2 separate regions of the Homo sapiens genome follow, and region 2 is linked to region 1. Evidence: read pairs that join two places in POLR2A ChIA-PET (ENCODE). Cell type or tissue: K562. All regions are shown on one strand. Links, peaks and the distances in the headings refer to the core of each region. The heading gives the core; the rest is flanking DNA.

The links. ChIA-PET counts read pairs that join two places held together with the same protein. Peaks named below come from ENCODE experiments on the same cell type or tissue, not always from the same donor. Only the 100,000 strongest peaks of a DNase experiment are listed, where the experiment ranks them.
Region 2: POLR2A ChIA-PET joins it to region 1 with 5 read pairs; 2 of 35 experiments call an interaction of 5 or more read pairs at or near these places.

What each region holds. Positions count from the first base shown.
Region 1 is chr20:22,908,366-22,911,178 of GRCh38, forward strand. No RefSeq gene overlaps it. Among named protein-coding and RNA genes, the nearest start is that of SSTR4, 130 kb to the right of the region's middle. In K562, for the core only: no CTCF peak of the experiment used is centred there; DNase peaks (open chromatin) are centred at 766 and 1,226.
Region 2 is chr20:23,367,652-23,370,464 of GRCh38, forward strand. GZF1 (GDNF inducible zinc finger protein 1) reads left to right here. Exons shown (of 6, transcript NM_022482.5): 4 at 1,111-1,278; 5 at 1,933-2,090; 6 at 2,440-2,813. The coding sequence ends at 2,790. Among named protein-coding and RNA genes, the nearest start is that of GZF1, 6.9 kb to the left of the region's middle. In K562, for the core only: no CTCF peak of the experiment used is centred there; no DNase peak of the experiment used is centred there.

The DNA.
Region 1 (2,813 bases), core at 245-2,744:
CTTGTCTTTATCTGCTTCAACCCGCCTTGCATTCCATGTCTACACTTGACTTCCCCCAAACATTATTATTTATTCTTCTTTTATAAAGCAAGGCTGTCCTAAGACTTAGAGGTAGACAGTCAAAAGGCAATTCTAATAAACAGTGATTAAGTGCGATAACAGCAGACTGTAGGTGCCCCTGGTGCCCTCCCCACTCCCATATATGCTGATGTTTTCCTGCTGCGGGCCCCAGTGACTTCCTGATGCTGTCTCTGGCTCAGAAAGGGGCTCCACCTGCAGGTAGAGCAGGCAGGCAGTGCCAAGGGAGTCATGCAGCAGGGAGCTGAGCTCAACCAGTGATGTCGGGGAGTCAGTGAGAAAATACCTCAACCTCCTCACCCTTCTGGAGAAGGGCTCTATGCTTCTCTTTGAGGTCTCCAGTGGGAAAAAGCCCCATTTTCCATGGTGGTAAGCTGTGTGAAAACACCCTGTATCCACTTGCTTCTCTTTCCTCTTCCATTCTCCACTCCTCACCTGGCATTTCCTGGGGGTCACCTCCCAGATAAACTGTTGCATTGGAATCCTTGTCTCAGAAGCTGCTTCTCTGGGAAGCTAACCTAAGACAAAACCCAGGACTGGGGAACCAGGGGAATCACCCCAGGGAATGAGAGCCAAGATGAAACCTGAAAGGAAAGAAGGAACCCGTCCACTAAAGCAATGGCAGGTGTTGGAGAGCAGTGTGGGAACCAGGTTAAAGATCTGGCAGGGCTGGGAGGGGCAATAAGCATGACTTGCTTGAGCGAAACTAAAAGAATTTCCTGGAAGGTGATTTCCTAGAATTTTGCTGCAACGTAAAATATGGGGCAGTGAAAGGGGAAAGTTTAGGTGCAACATGGACTATAACCTAAGACCCTTGGGAGCTGTGTTCTTTATGTTAAGAACAATGGAAAATCACAGAGGGGTTTACATGGGAAAGGACAATGATTGTATTGACATTTTAAGAGATTTATGTCTATAGATCCAATTAGATTGGAGTGGGGGGAAGACTGCAGGCTGTGCGATCACATAAGAAGCTATTAGAGGCAGGCAGGCAAGAAAGAATGGAATTAGCAGTGGGAATGAAATGACTGGATGGATCTGAAGGATTTGTGGACAGTGGAAACAAAAGGATATGTGCCTATTTAGAGGTGCTAGTTGTGAGAGAAGGAGGAACCCAGGATGGCCCTAAAACCATGACTCATGCAACTAGATGGGCAAGAGGATGGAACAGGGGAAGAAAGCTGGGGGAGGAGCTGGTGGGTTCAGTTTTGCCATTGTTGTGTTTGAGCTACTATATGATGTTCACATAGCAATGTTCAGTTACACAGTGGTATTATATGGGTCTGAAGTTTAGGAGAGGGGAATGTGCTGAGTTTGGAAATAATCCATATATACAGAGGCTAAATGCATTCATAAAAGAGGATAAAATGTTTCAGGGAAACATTGTTCATTTGAGCAGAGAGTGAGAAGAGACAAGTGCCAGGAGAAGTATGAGAACTACATTTAAAGGGCGGATAGAAAGCAACAAAGGAGGCCTAAAGGGAATGGCCAGAGAGGTGAGAGGAAAGCCAGGAAAATGAGAATGCCACAAAGGGCAAGGGAAGAAGCAGTTATATAAAACACTGCCAAGATGAAGTTCAGCTATGGACTAAAAATCCTACGTTACATTTCAAGGCAAGGAAATCTTTCGTGACTTGGGGAGAACAGCTTCTGTAGAGGGGTGGGGATACAAGATGGTTTCCATGTGACTGAGAAGTGAGCGTAAAGTGAGGTGGGTATAGACGACTTTCTATACATTTGACTCTGAAGGGACTGGGAGAGATGAAGTAACAGAGATATGGGCTTTTAATTGTATGCTATGACAGGAACATAGAGGGTGACTGCAGTAAAAGGTGTGGAGCTGTGGGCACTTGATTTCTAGGGGAACATAGAGGTGATGAGTCTAAAATTATGCCTGTTTTGGAAGAGAAGGGTTGGCTCATCTGAGAGTCACAGCGTGGAGATGGCTCTGATCCTGGAGAGTGAGTTGGATGAAAAGAGAGGCTCTGATCTAAGAAGCTGCCATTCAAGTTGTAAGAACCCAGAGGAATATACATAGCAGTATCTACTTATTCACAATTATCAGCAGGGACAGATGTCGTGATGAGTTTGGGGGTCACTTAAGGAGAGAATGGGAGGAGAAATCCCTGTAAAGACTGGAGATGGACAGTTGAGGGAGCTGGAAGAAGCTCATGGGGAGACGTGCATGTATTCAAACTGGACGGGGGTGCACTGAGGACGTCCACAGTGCTCCACAGACCCAGGGAGGTCCATTTGTGTAGATCTTCTGAGGAGAGTCCAGAAAGGTGCACTGCCCTTTCTGCCCTCTCGACCTCTCTTTTAAAGTCCTCTGTTTTGCACCCAATTTTATTTTTTTCCTCTAATACTACACCTCTGGCTTCCACCTGACAGAGACACCGTTTGTTAGAATTGTGAGCCTGCAGGGGTGTCCCAGCCTTGCCAGCCAGCATGCTTGTGTTTGATTGTTTCCTTACTGTTCCCTGCTATGAGTAAGCTGACCCATCCTCACCATCTCACAAACCCACAGAGAACAACTCCCTCAGCTTACATTTTGGTCTCTTTCCTGGTTGATGTATTAGGATTACATTCAATTGTTCCTTTTCTGTGGCCATCAACACTACAAACAATTGCTATTATAACTTGTTTCAATGGTCAATATTATTTTAATTAAAGCCATCCTGGGAACAGCTGGACTCACACAGGTAATGGCAGGGAAGGGGTAGAGGGCAGGTAGC
Region 2 (2,813 bases), core at 47-2,546, 460 kb after region 1:
CACATAAAAGACCAGAAGAAAATAAGTTGTTATATGATACATTAAGGTAGTAGGATTATCTCATTTCTGTTTTCCAAAGTCTTTATGATTTATTAATTATGTGACAGATAAAACTTAAGTTGGCTTTATTCTGCTTCAGCACAGTAACCCTGAGGTTTAGAATCTTGTGGAAGATACAGAAGCATACAGCACTGAAGTGTTCCAATTCTTCTCAGTTTCTTCTTTGCTTGCATTTTTTATTCTTACCTGTAAACACTGGCTTACAAGCCTCAAGTTCAAATGCATGTGAGACAGAGATGACATGTCTCTGACTCATTAGACACCACATCTGTGTGATTAGACACCAGTTCTGCTCATTCTGAAGTCATAATTCATGTCATTGAATGAAAATCTCATTTAATGTCATGAAATTAGCATTTAATGACATGCATTATGACTACAGAATGAGTAGAATTGTTTAAAGAAAGCTTGGGATTGGGGACAAGGTCAGGTTATAATGAAGGATTAAGTTAGAATTGGTCCTTTGATAATATTAACATGGTAAGATTTTATTAAAGTCACTATTTTTATTTTGATGTCTGTGAAATCGGGCACAGCTAATAATTTGGTAAGTCTGATTTGTGGGATTAAACTACAAAAAGTGAGATATTTAAAACTCTTGTCCTACAATTCAATCAAGTTGATTGGAGTTGCTACTCTAGAATAGTGATATATATCCATTGTCAACTTCCCCTTTATTCTGATAAAGATCCATAGAAGTGTTCCTTTGAAAATAATCCAGCAGTTCCTCCAAACAGAAGTTGTGAAATTATTTTCTTGTTTGGAATGAGTAAATTTCTAAAATGTGAGCCAGCTGAACAAACAATACCTCTTTGATTCTAGTCAAATGGAATTTTTCTTGCAATTTCCAAGGATATTTTACACCAACTTTCAGTAAGTAGCAAGCATCTTACATGAATATATATTTTATGATAGTTTTTACTGGAAAATGTAACATGCTGCCTACCAAGGCACTTTTGAGTTCACGTGGGTTTTAACAGTGGAGACCTACTGTTCCATGTGTTTTTAATGCCTGTATTGTTTATGACTTTATTTCATTTTCTCATGTAGGTGAAAGACCTTTTATGTGTGAAACATGTGGCAAGAGTTTTGCTTCTAAGGAGTACTTAAAACACCACAATAGAATCCATACTGGATCCAAACCCTTTAAATGTGAAGTATGTTTCAGGACTTTTGCCCAGCGGAATTCACTGTACCAGCATATTAAAGTCCACACAGGTATGGTTGGAATGTCCCAGGGAAGGGAGTTTAGTTTGGCCAAAAAAAAAATTCTAAAGCTTGTAGATTTACCAGTAAATTACTTGGAACTAAGCTTTTGAAGAAAACTGGCCAAACTTTGTATGTCATAATAGCATTTCTTTAGAGATTGTTTCTAACTCTGAGAAACTGAAAAGTGGGAGCACTTATGTGTGTAAACGGGAGAAGACTAAGTCCCTTTGCTACATGGAGTTTTTACTGAAAAGGACAGACAGCTTAGTCATGGTGTGAATGTAGGAAGTGGATGTGGATGTGTGGACATAGGGATAATGATCTGTACATGTTAGTAAATGCACATGCACACATGCATATTCAGTTGTTAGGGGTCTTGTAATTTTATACTCCATTACCATGGAAAACAGGTGTCATTCCTATAGTTATAATACCTGCTGCAGGCACATGTCCTGGCCCCTTTTTGGTGTAGGCCATAAATTCTTGGTATTATAGAGATAGTGGATTTGTAGCCCTTAAGTTGTTCCCAACATAACCTTCCTTATGTTGGATGCTGAGGCTTCCCAGTGGTTTGCAACAGCATCATTCACTCAAGTGTGTATTCAGAATTAAGCACAGTAGGCCAAAGGGACCCACCAGCAGTCTCCTCTCTCCCTGCCTCAGGGGAGCGTCCCTACTGCTGTGACCAGTGCGGCAAGCAGTTCACCCAGCTCAACGCCCTCCAGCGCCACCGCCGCATCCACACAGGGGAGAGGCCATTCATGTGCAATGCGTGCGGACGGACATTCACCGACAAGTCCACTCTTCGGCGGCACACCTCAGTAAGCAGTGGGTTGGCTTATTTGAGAAACAAGCTGCTGCCCTTAGATGCACGGAAAGAGAAATACCTACCACCATTCTCCAAGGTGGTTAGAGGTCGAGACAACAGGTACTTTCTCCTTGGGTTGTCTCTGCAGTGGAACGCTCACGGAATGAATGAAGTGGAACACCAAGCCCCAAGGCCCAGGGAAAGCACCATCCACGATGACTACTCTGTAACAGTGAGGGTGGTGGCAGGCGGGTACTTATTAGTGAAAGTTGAAAATTGAAGTTGTAGAGGGACTATTGTTTTAAAAGATGCACTTGTCCAGAGACACATTCAGTGACCTTTGTTTTGTGTTTAACTTATAGATACACGATAAGAATACTCCATGGAAGTCTTTCCTTGTCATTGTAGATGGCTCGCCCAAGAACGATGACGGACACAAGACTGAACAGCCTGACGAAGAGTATGTGTCATCCAAGCTTTCGGATAAATTGCTGTCTTTTGCAGAAAATGGCCATTTCCACAACCTGGCTGCAGTCCAAGACACTGTACCTACCATGCAGGAGAACAGTTCTGCTGACACAGCCTGCAAGGCAGATGACTCCGTGGTGTCCCAGGACACCCTCCTGGCCACCACCATCAGTGAGCTTAGCGAGCTGACCCCACAGACAGACTCGATGCCCACACAGCTTCACTCTTTGAGCAACATGGAATAAGAGCTTCAAGCAGTTCCCATCCT